Regions from separate parts of the Homo sapiens genome. Here region 1 is linked to region 2. A link is an interaction called in ENCODE POLR2A ChIA-PET data of the cell type or tissue named here. Cell type or tissue: PC-9. All regions are shown on one strand. Links, peaks and the distances in the headings refer to the core of each region. The heading gives the core; the rest is flanking DNA. Region 1 has its middle 84 kb from the start of KIF14. Region 2 overlaps LINC00862 (long intergenic non-protein coding RNA 862).

Evidence for each region. Peaks named below come from ENCODE experiments on the same cell type or tissue, not always from the same donor. Only the 100,000 strongest peaks of a DNase experiment are listed, where the experiment ranks them.
Region 1: POLR2A ChIA-PET joins it to region 2 with 8 read pairs; 2 of 35 experiments call an interaction of 5 or more read pairs at or near these places.

What each region holds. Positions count from the first base shown.
Region 1 is chr1:200,533,607-200,538,990 of GRCh38, forward strand. No RefSeq gene overlaps it. Among named protein-coding and RNA genes, the nearest start is that of KIF14, 84 kb to the right of the region's middle. RefSeq lists a silencer at 2,120-2,189. In PC-9, for the core only: CTCF peaks have their summits at 2,179 and 2,378; a DNase peak (open chromatin) is centred at 2,185.
Region 2 is chr1:200,340,146-200,345,529 of GRCh38, forward strand. LINC00862 (long intergenic non-protein coding RNA 862) reads right to left here. Exons shown (of 5, transcript NR_040064.1): 5 at 2,399-3,265. Among named protein-coding and RNA genes, the nearest start is that of LINC00862, 31 kb to the right of the region's middle. In PC-9, for the core only: no CTCF peak of the experiment used is centred there; no DNase peak of the experiment used is centred there; H3K27ac peaks cover 1,725 bases.

The DNA of each region.
Region 1 (5,384 bases), core at 170-5,169, 190 kb after region 2:
CTAAATAAAATAGCAACCCCTACTCATATGACCCTAGCACACTTTCTTCCTTTTTTTTTTTTTTTTTTTTGAGACGGAGTCTCACTGTGTCACCCAGGCTGGAGTGCAATGGTGAGGTCTCGGCTCACTGCAACCTCCACCTCCCGGGTTCAAGCGATTCTCCTGCCTCAGCCTCCCAAGTAGCTGGGATTACAGGGGCCTGCCACCACGCCCTGCTAATTTTTGTATTTTTAGTAGAGACAGGGTTTCATCATGTGGGCCAAGCTGGTCTTGAACTCTTGACCTCAGGTGATCCACCCGCCTTGGCCTCCCAAAGTGCTGGGATTACAGGTGTGAGCCACCGCACAAGGCTACCCTAGCACTTTCTATCCCTTGCAGTCTTTTTTTTCTCCATAGCACTTATCACTATCGGATATAGTGTAACTATTATATATAATGCATATCAGAACAGTTATGAAATTAAGATTTTTGTGGGCATCTTAGATTTTTTCAATTATTTGTATATTTGATACACGGTCTCATTCAGTAGCCCAGGCTACAGTACAGTGTTATGATCATGGCTCACTAGAGCTTTACCCTCCCGTGCTCAGTTGATCCTCCCACCTCAGCCTCCCAAGTAGCTGGCACTACAGGCACATGCCACCATGCCTGGCTAATTTTTTTGTATTTCTTGTAGAGATGAAGTGTTGCTATGTTGCTCAGGCTGGTCTTGAACTCCTGGGCTCAAGTGATGTGCCCACCTCAGCTTCTCAAAGTGCTGGGATTACAGGTGTCATCAATTATATTTTAAAAGGTTATCTGTTTCAGTTCCCAAAATTATATATGCATATTTTATAGCCTCATTCAGCATTTAGATGTTAATAGGGTTTAAAGCTTTGGGCTAAAATCAAATGTTGCACAGAAAGATCTACACTCTGTATTAGCATCGAAAAGCTTAATGGTCAGTTTCAGGTAATTTCACCTGGTTATATTGCATAAGAAACATTAATATACTGTTCAAAGAATTTGTAATATTAAGATGTTAATTTGTATCTGCATTCTGTCCTCATTACATAGAAAACCCTTGAAGAATGACCATGTTTCCTGATTTTTGTTGCAAATGCCAAATGGATGTGTGAATGAGTTGGGTTTGTGCCATTTTCCATTTGGCCTGCAGTGTAGATTGGAGTTGTCAGGCAGTGAGAACTAGAACGAGGCAGCATTGAGATTCCCCACACAGGGGCTAGGCACGGTGGCTCACGCCTGTAATCCCAGCACTTTGGGAGGCCGAGGCGGGCGGATCACGAGGTCAGGAGATAGAGACCATCCTGGCTAACATGGTGAAACCCCATCTCTACTAAAAATTTAAAAAATCAGCTGGGTGTGGTGGCACGCACCTGTAGTCCCAGCTACTCGGGAGGGCAAGACAGGAGAATCGCTTGAACCTGGGAGGCGGAGGTTGTAGTGAGCCGAGATCGCGCCACTGCACTCCAGCTTGGGAAACAGCGCGAGACTCGGTCTCAAAAAAAAAAAAAAAAAAAAAAAAAAGATTCCCCACACAGGGGCGAGTGGGCACACCCACGGGAAGGGAGCCCCTATAAAAATGGCACGTGGTTCTGTCTCAGCTGCCTGAAATGACAGAACACAAGCTCTATCACGACTGATATGAACTATGTAAGGCATCTCCACTGGAACAAAATACTCATTGCCTTTGAGATAAGCAGAAATTTCTAAAATCTTTCCAAAAATTGGTGTTAAATTTAAAAGTACTTTTACTTTTAAAGTCTTTCTACTTTTTTTTTTTTTTTTTTTTTTGAGGTGGAGTCTCACTCTGTTGCCCAGGCTGAGTGCAGTTGTGCAATCTTGACTCACGGCAACCTCTGCCTCCAGGGTTTTTTTTTCTTTTAAGCAGTTCTCCTGCCTCAGCCTCCCAACTAGCTGGGATTACAGGCGCCCACCACCATGCCCAGCTAATTTTTGTATTTTTAGTAGAGACAGGGTTTCACCATGTTGGCCAGGCTGGTCTCGAACTCCTGACATCAAATGATCCTCCTGCCTTGTCCTCTCAAGGTGCTGGAATTACAGGGCATAAGCCACCATGCCCAGCCCACTTTCTACTTTTAAAAGGGGCCCATGACTTATATTAGGCCCTGTGAGGCAGCTGGCATCTGATGTCTAAGCTAGGCAACGCATAGTAATCTGCAGTTGTTTACTTTGCCTCTGGGTGTTGCCATTGAGCCAATGAGTGACTCACTACCCAGGTGGCACTGCCTCGCACTTGCTGATTGGAAAGTGACTTCTGCCCTTTTCAGGTGTATTTGCATTAAAATATTATAATAAAAATAAGTACCATTTATTGACAGATATCGAGTTATTTCTCATTTTGCCTGCACAATAGAAAATAAGCTGCAAAAACCTATGTATAGGTCATTCCTACCCCAGACCAATTATAAATCAAAATCTCTGAGAGTCAGGGTTGTTTTTTTTTTTTTTGAGACGGAGTCTCACTCTGTCCCCAGGCTGGAGTGCAGTGGCGCGATCTCAGCTCACTGCAACCTCCATCTCCCAAGTTCAAGTGATTCTCATGCCTCAGCCTCCCTAGTAGCTGGGGTTACAGGCACCAGCCATCACACCCAGCTAATTTTTTGTACTTTTAGTATAGATGGGGTTTCACCATGTTGGCCAGGCTGGTCTCGAACTCCTGACCTCAAGTGATCCTCCCACCTCAGCCTCCCAAAGCGCTGGGATTATAGGCGTGAGCCACTGCACCTAGTCAGGTGTTAGTATTTTTAAAAAGCTACCCAGTGCTGGAAGCAGTGTCTCATGCCTGTAATCCCAACACTTTAGGAGGCTGAAGCTGGAGGATTGCTTGAGCTGGGAAGTGGAGGTTGCTGTGAGCCAAGATTGCGACTACTGCATTCCAGCCTGGGAGACAAAGCAAGACTCTGTCTCAGAAAAAAAAAAAAAAAAAAAAGCTACCCAGGTGATACTGATGTGCAGCTAGGTTTGGGGCTCTGCTCTTGGTGGCTAACAGCAGAAAGTCTGGATCCAGATTACCTGGCTTCATCCCATCTTCATCATTTACCTGTAGCAGCTGTGTGACATAGGGCAAGTCCCTCAACTCTTCTGTGCTTCACTCTTCTGAACTTTCAGAGACAGCTAATAGGTCCTAACTCATAAGGCTGTTGTGAGCATTAAGTGAATCAATGGATAATTATTTAGTAAGTGTTTGCTACCATTGTTTTTATAGCTAATGAAGTTGTGGGTAACTCTTGAGAGTCTCCAGAAAATTCTTTCCATGTCTCATCAGAAGCTGTCAGTTATGCATATGGTTGTTATGCCTATGGTACAGAACAGAGCTGCTTCTGTCCTGAGCAACAAATGTAGCTATGTGCCCCTGATGTGGGGCCTAATTTATTTGAACCACCCATTGGGGTCTGGTCATTGTACTTTCTGTATTCCCTTGTTCCTCTGCCTAAACGCTACAATTCTTCTGATCTCTGGAGTCTTGCAGAAACTGATAACAATTTATGCATTGTAACTGCTGTGCTGCTTTGTTACATAAACATTAGGTCAAGAGCAAGACCCTGAGAATGCAGCTTTGACCAACTGAAACAGATGGTAACTGAGCCTTCCAAAGGCCACACTCCCCTCATATTTATTTACCTGGCAGGCAGCAGAATGAGCCCGTTTTGCTTTATGTGCAAAACTTTCCTCCCAGGCCAATTTTCTGGTGCCCCCCGTGACATATCGCAAAATGAAATAAAAGTATCAAGAACAGTAATTTATTCCTGAAACACATCTTCCAAGAGTTACAGATATCTACCATGTCGACCTCTCTTAGCCCGAACCTGAGCTGTCACCCACGTTAAATTACTTTCTAAATCAGAGGTAAACTTTATATCATAAAATACCATTCATAGCCACATCAATCCAACCTGAAATCTGCATTACTCTCTTGACCCGAACTCCTAGATATCTACAATTCACAGATCGACCAGCTTTGCTCTATCAGTATGCCTTACCCTAGTGGTGTATTACACTAATAGATTCCTGGAGCCGCAGCTCACTTTGTTGATGTATAAGAGCAATACGTTAAGAGAGCCCCAGCTCACTTGGATGATGTATAGTTGAAGTGGTCATCTGGGGGAAGCATGCTGGTGATGTATGGCCCTGACAAGGGCACCAACTGGGAGAGAACAAGTTCAAAGTGGGTTTGGTTTAGCTTGTAGAGGCAAAGAGAAACAACTTAGATCCCACCAGGCCATGTTCCCACTGGCCTCCCAAGGCCTTCTATTTGCAGGAAAGTAAGCAGCTGCACACACCGTTAAAGAGTGAGGTCTTAACCACTTTTGCCATAGAAATTATTGTTTGCAATTACTGTAAATCTCTCCAGAGGCTTAGATGAAAACAAAGACACATAGATGTTACTTTTACTTTTTGGATATATATTTCATAATAAAATTAATAAAGGAAATTGCATAAGGACATGTTATTAATTTTTACATTCTTGAGCAATGGGGAAAACTGTAGATGTGTGCACCAAAAGATATGTACCAGAATGTTCATATCAACATTACTGTAATTACCAAAAACAGAGAATGACACCAAGGTCCATCAACTGTAGAATGGAGTGTCAATTAACTATGGCCACACAAATCCCCATGGCATACAGCAATGGCATATTTTTTAGCTCATGCTTCTATGGCTGGCTCATCTAGGCTGGGTTCTGGAGGGTTCAGGGGAGGCACTGCTTTACACATCTCTCATCCTGCTCCTAGGACCAGCTTGCACCTCTTTGTCTCATGGCAACAGCAGAGAGACAAGAGCTAGCAAAACAAATCTTCAGAGCATTTTTTTCAAGATGGCATAACTTCTGCTAATATCCTTGTAACCAAAGCAAATCACATGGTCAAACCCATGCAGGGAATTGCACCGTGCCCACAGTGGGAAGGCATTGAAGAGTTACATGACAAAGGGTATGGATATAGGAAGGATGGTCAATGATGCAGTTTATCGGCCAGGCATGGTGGCTTATGCCTGTAATTCCAGCACCTTGGGAGGCTAAGGCAGGTGCATCACCTGAGGTAAGGAGTTTGAGACCAGCCTGGCCAACATTGTGAAACCCCATCTCTACTAAAATTACAAAAATTAGCCAGGCATGGTGGTGTGCGCCTGTAGTCCCAGATACTTGGGAGGCCAAAGCAGGAGAATTGCTTGAACCTGGGAGGTGGAGGTTGCAGTGAGCCGAGATCACGCCACTGCACTCCAGCCTGGGCAACAGAGTGAGATCCAAAAAAAAAAAAGCAAGCAATTTATCACCATTTATTATTAATGCAATAATAAGTCTAATTTATTATTAGATGAATAAACTGTGACAGTCATACAATGGAATACTATACAGC
Region 2 (5,384 bases), core at 228-5,227:
AGGAGTTCAAGACCAGCCTGGCCAACATGGTGAAACCCTGTCACTACTAAAAATATAAAACTTAGCCGGGCATGCTGGTGTGCACCTGTAATCCCAGCTACTCAGGAGGCTGAGGCAGGAGAATTGCTTGAACCTGGGAGGCAGAGGCTGCAGTGAGCTGAGATCATTCCACTATGCTCCAGCCTGGGCTACAGAGCGAGACTCTGTCTCAAAAAAAAAAAAAAATTAGCTGGGTATGGTTGCACATACCTTTAGCCCCAGCTACTCAGGAGGCTGCGACAGGAGGATTGCTTGAACCCAGGAGTTCAAGGCTGCAGTAAGCCATGACTGCACCACTGCACTCCAGCCTGGGCGACAGAACAAAACTCCATCTCTAAAATAAAAATAAAGAATAAAAAGTTGGGGCCCCGCTCTGCACTGATAATCAGAATTGTGGGCTCATGGCTATCTTGAGAGAGAAATATCAGGGAAGACAGCTTTCCACAGGCATTCAAAGGACACAGTATTTAATTACCAAACAAGTGACCGTGACACGTATACAAATACCTTAGGACAATATGTTGTTTCCTGAAATTCTTAGGAGGAAAAAAACATCATATGACTATAAGCTGAAATTTTTAAATTAATGCAATTATTTACCCATGATCAAGATGATACTTGTGGGCAAGAAGTGGAAGAAAAAAGAAAATATTAATAGATAAAGAATGTAATCACATCCTGAGAGTGATGAAAAATTAGAAAAAAAATTAAAAAATTAAAAATTTTTTTAAAAAAGAATATAATCATTTAGCAAATAGCATAAGATATGAGACTTAGGGAGATCTAAGAGAAAACACAAAGACATTGAATATTAATAGTAGTCCAAAGAGCTTTTGCTGAAAAATAATTGAGCATGAAAATGATACAACTACCCGACAGGTATTTATCTACAATACCAGCAATGCTGAATGTGAAACACTGTAGAAATGTCCAGAGACTCAAGGTTTTCTGTCCTTTCAAAGTGCATCACCAGTCAGAGTCCCCACAGAGAAGTAGATGGCATATTCAACTCTGCATAATTCCAAGAGGATTTAGTAAAGATGCTATTTGTAAATACAGATACGGTACAGAAAACCCCAAGGAAAAGTGCAGGTTCCTGGGGCTAGCAAGCAGTGCTGTCTACTCCAAGGCCTTAAGGATGCAAGAAAGGAGTGGTCATGGGGACCCTGACATGCATGTAGAGAGGACATGCTGAGAGAACCAGTGGCCTTCTACTTGAGGACACAGCCAAGCTCTCCACCTCCCCTCTACCTGCTGGGGTTCCCCACTGGCCAAACCCAACCGGAAGCCAGAGGATCCTTTGATGTGGTTCATAAGGGCCAGACTCCCCCAGGAGAGGGCAGGGTGGAGAAGTGTGGAGAGGGGAAACAGAGGGACAAAAGGAAGATTTCCAGTCTTTCCAGATCCAGTTATTGGACCTGTCTGAGATACATAAATGGAAAAAAAAACAACAGAGAAAGAATGCTTTTCTGGTGTGCTGGAAATCTTCTGTTTGTGTGTGTGTAAGTGTGTGTATCTATCTATATATGTGTGTGTGTGTGTGTATGTATATATGTGTGTGTGTATCTGTGTGTGTGTGTGTGTGCGTGTGTGTGTGTATATGTATATATACAAAACAGAGAAAGAATGCCTTTCTGGTGTGCTGGAAATCTTCTGTTTGTGTGTGTGTGTGTATATATATATATATATAGAGAGAGAGAGAGAGAGAGAGAAAGAGATATGGAGTCTTGCTCTGTCACCAAGGCTGGAGTTCAGTGGCACGATCTTGGCTCATTGCAACCTCTGTCTCCCGGGTTCAAGTGATTCTCTTGAACAAGTAGCTGGGATTACAGACTCCCACCATGAAGTCCAGTTTATTTTTGTATTTTTAGTAGAGACGGGGGTTTCACCATGTTGGTTGGGCTCGTCTTGAACTCCTGACCTCAAGTGATCCGCCCACCTCAACCTCCCAAAGTGCTAGGATTACAGGCGTGAGCCACCGAGCCTGGCCTCCATATTTTAAAAACAGAAAATTCCCTTGACCTTTGTATTGCTTCCCTGTGGCTGTAGTAAAAACTGAGTGGCTTAAAATAACATGCCTGTAATCCCTGCAGTTCGGGAGGCCAAGGCAGGCAGATCGCTTGAGCTCAGGAGTTCGAGACCAGCCTGTGCAACATGGTGTGAAACCTCATCTCTATAAAAAATACAAAAATTAGCTGGGTTTGGTGGCTGGTCTCCCAGCTACTCGAGAGACTGAGATGAGTTGGATTGCTTGGGACCAGGAGGTCAAGGCTGCAGTGAGCCGTGATCACACCCCTGCACTTCAACCTGGGTGACAGAGCAAGACCCTGACTCAAAAAAAAGAAAAAACAAACAAACAAACAAAAAACAGATGTTTATTCTTTCCTACTTCTAGAGACCAGAAGTCCCAAGTCCCAAATCCAGGTATTAGTATATACTCTTGGGCTCTTCCAGCTCCTGGTGGCTGTTGGTGCTCCTTGGCTTGTGACTACATCACTCCAATCGCTGCCTCTGTGGTCACATCACTTCCTTCCCTCCTTCGTGTCTTCTCTTCTCCTGTCTCAAATCTCCCTCTGCCAAGGACATTTGTCATTGGATTTAGGGCCCATTGGATAATCCAGGATAATCTCCTCATCTCAAGATTCTTAATTGAATTGTATCTGCAAAGACTCTTTTTCCAAATAAGGTAACATTCATAGGTTCAGATAATTCCTGAATTATCTTTATGTGGCTATAAGAAGTCATAGACTGCCAATTAATAAATGTAAAAGTGATGAAAGAATTGGAAAACCACAAGTCTGCAGCCACCACTGAAAACTGACTCAGCCCAGGATCATTTAAAATGCTGAAACCATTGGATGAAAGGTCACTGGAGAAAAGGATATTCACACACAAACTATCACCCAACATATTACTTATTAATTAGAAAAGGGATAGGTACCTTTACAATGAAAAAGTCTAGTGAAAGCTACCTAAACCAAATGATCAGGCCTCGTGCTGACATCATCGGATGTGATTCACTGAGAAGAACCCAACATCAACAAAAACGTATAATCTGGATCTACTTATGAGGAAACAGCAAAGCCAAATCAACAGACATTCTGCAGAATAACTGAGCTGGACTCTTCAAAAATAGCAGTATTAAGATATTCCCAAAACAGTGCAGGGAAGGCATTAAGATTAAAGCCATGATAACTGGATGCAATGCCTGATTTTCAACTGGATCCTGGAATCAAAAAAAAAAAAAAAGAGCTATGAAGAGCAAATATAGACTGTATGTTCGGTAACGGTATAATACCAAGGTTAAATTTCATTATGTAATAATTATATTATGGTTATGTAGGAAAATATTCCTATTCTTCACAGTTACTTAAATGCAAAGGCCACAGTGACTGCATCTTACTTTCAAATGGTTTAGAAAGGGGGTTGGGAGGAAGAGCCAGTGTTAATACAGCAAAATGTTAACTGGTGAACCTAGATAAAAACAATACAGGTGTTCATTGTACCTTTATTTCAACTTCTCTCTAGATTTAAAGTTTTCAAAACAAGTTGAGGTGGGAATAGAGTTACAGCATATGAATATTATTTCTTTATAAGGAAGCTTCTCATTGGCTTCAAAAACACACACTACTTTACTTAAATTCCTTTTCTGCATTACCTGCACTGCCATCTCCCACCTGCCAAAGCCACCCCATACCCCCACCCCAACTATCTTTTCCACCCCATGCAACAGACCAATCAAGCTGGATGCCCAGCTAGGTCTGCCAGTAAATTTCTCAAAAACATCTTCATACTGCCAACCATCTCAGTCACACAAACCATTGATTCTCAACCTCAGCTGAGCCTCAGAATCAGCTGGGGAGCTTTTTACAAATGCAGACACCCCAGAGCCAACCACAAAGATCCTGACTCACTTAATCTGGGGTAGAGCCTGTGCACCTGTATTCTATTTTTTAAAGCTCTGAAGTCTGATGAACAATCATGAATGTGAACCCCTGGAACAAACCTTTCCATGTGAGTTTCTGTTCATTTGTCTATTTCCTCTGGTTAAGAATTATCATTTTGGTGGGGCGCGGTGGCTCACACCTGTAATCCCAACACTTTGGGAGGCCAAGGTGGGTGTATCACCTGAGGTCAGGAGTTCAGGACCAGCCTGGCCAATATGGTGAAACCCTGTCTCTACTAAAAATACAAAAAATTAGCTGGGCATAGTGGCACACACCTGTAATCCCAGCTACTCAGGAGGCTGAGGCAGGAGAATCACTTGAACCCAGGAGTCGGAGGTTGCAGTGAGCCAAGATCGCACCACTGCACTCCAGCCTGGGCGAAAGAGCAAGACCCCTTCTCAAAAAAAAAAAAGAATTATCATTTTGACAGTAAGGAAATTCTAAAATTTTTAAACATTTCAGTAGGTGCTTACCACACTTGATTACCTATAATCTATACAAATTTAACTTGGATGTAAATCTTGATGTAATGAGGCAACAAAAATAAGTCAGATACGTATTTTATAAAAGGAATACCAGTTGGCCAGGCGTGGTGGCTCACACCTGTAATCCCAGAACTTTGGGAGACCAAGGTGGGTGGATCACTAGACATTAGGAGTTTGAGAGCAGCCTGACCAACATGGTGAAACCCAGTCTCTACTAAAAATACAAAAATTAGCCAGGCATGGTGGCAGGCACCTGTAATCCCAGCTACTCAGGAGGCTGAGGCAGGAGAATTGCTTTAACCTGGGAGGCAGAGATTGCAGTGAGCCAAGGTTGCACCACTGCACTCCAACCTCGGCCACAGAGTGAGACTCCATCTCAAAAAAAAAAGGAATACCAGTCATTTACAGAAGTCAATTATATGAAATATTAAATTGCCCATTAATTCTGGAAAAAATACTAAAGTATTTGAAAACAATTCCATATATAGTTCCATGTTTTCCTCTTTCAATTATTATTATTTCCTTTTTTTTTTTTTTTTTTTTTTAGAGATGGAGTTTTGCTCTTATTGCCTAGGCTGGAGCATAGTGGTGCAATCTCCACTCACTGCAACCTCCACTTCCCAGGTTCAAGCGATTCTCCTGCCTCAGCCTCCCAAGTAGCTGGGATTACAGGCACCCGCCACCACGCCCAGCTAACTTTGGTATTTTTAGTAGAAACGAGGTTTCACCATGTTGGCCAGGCTGGTCTCAAACTCCTGACCTCAGGTGATCCACCTGCCTCGGCCTCCCAAAGTGCTGGGATTACGGGCGTGAACCACTATGCCCGGCCTTCCTCTTTCAATTATTATAAGGTCATTTCAAAGTGCTATGGCAGATGAGGTCCAGTGTCTGAGAGTGCAAAGTACCTGTCTAT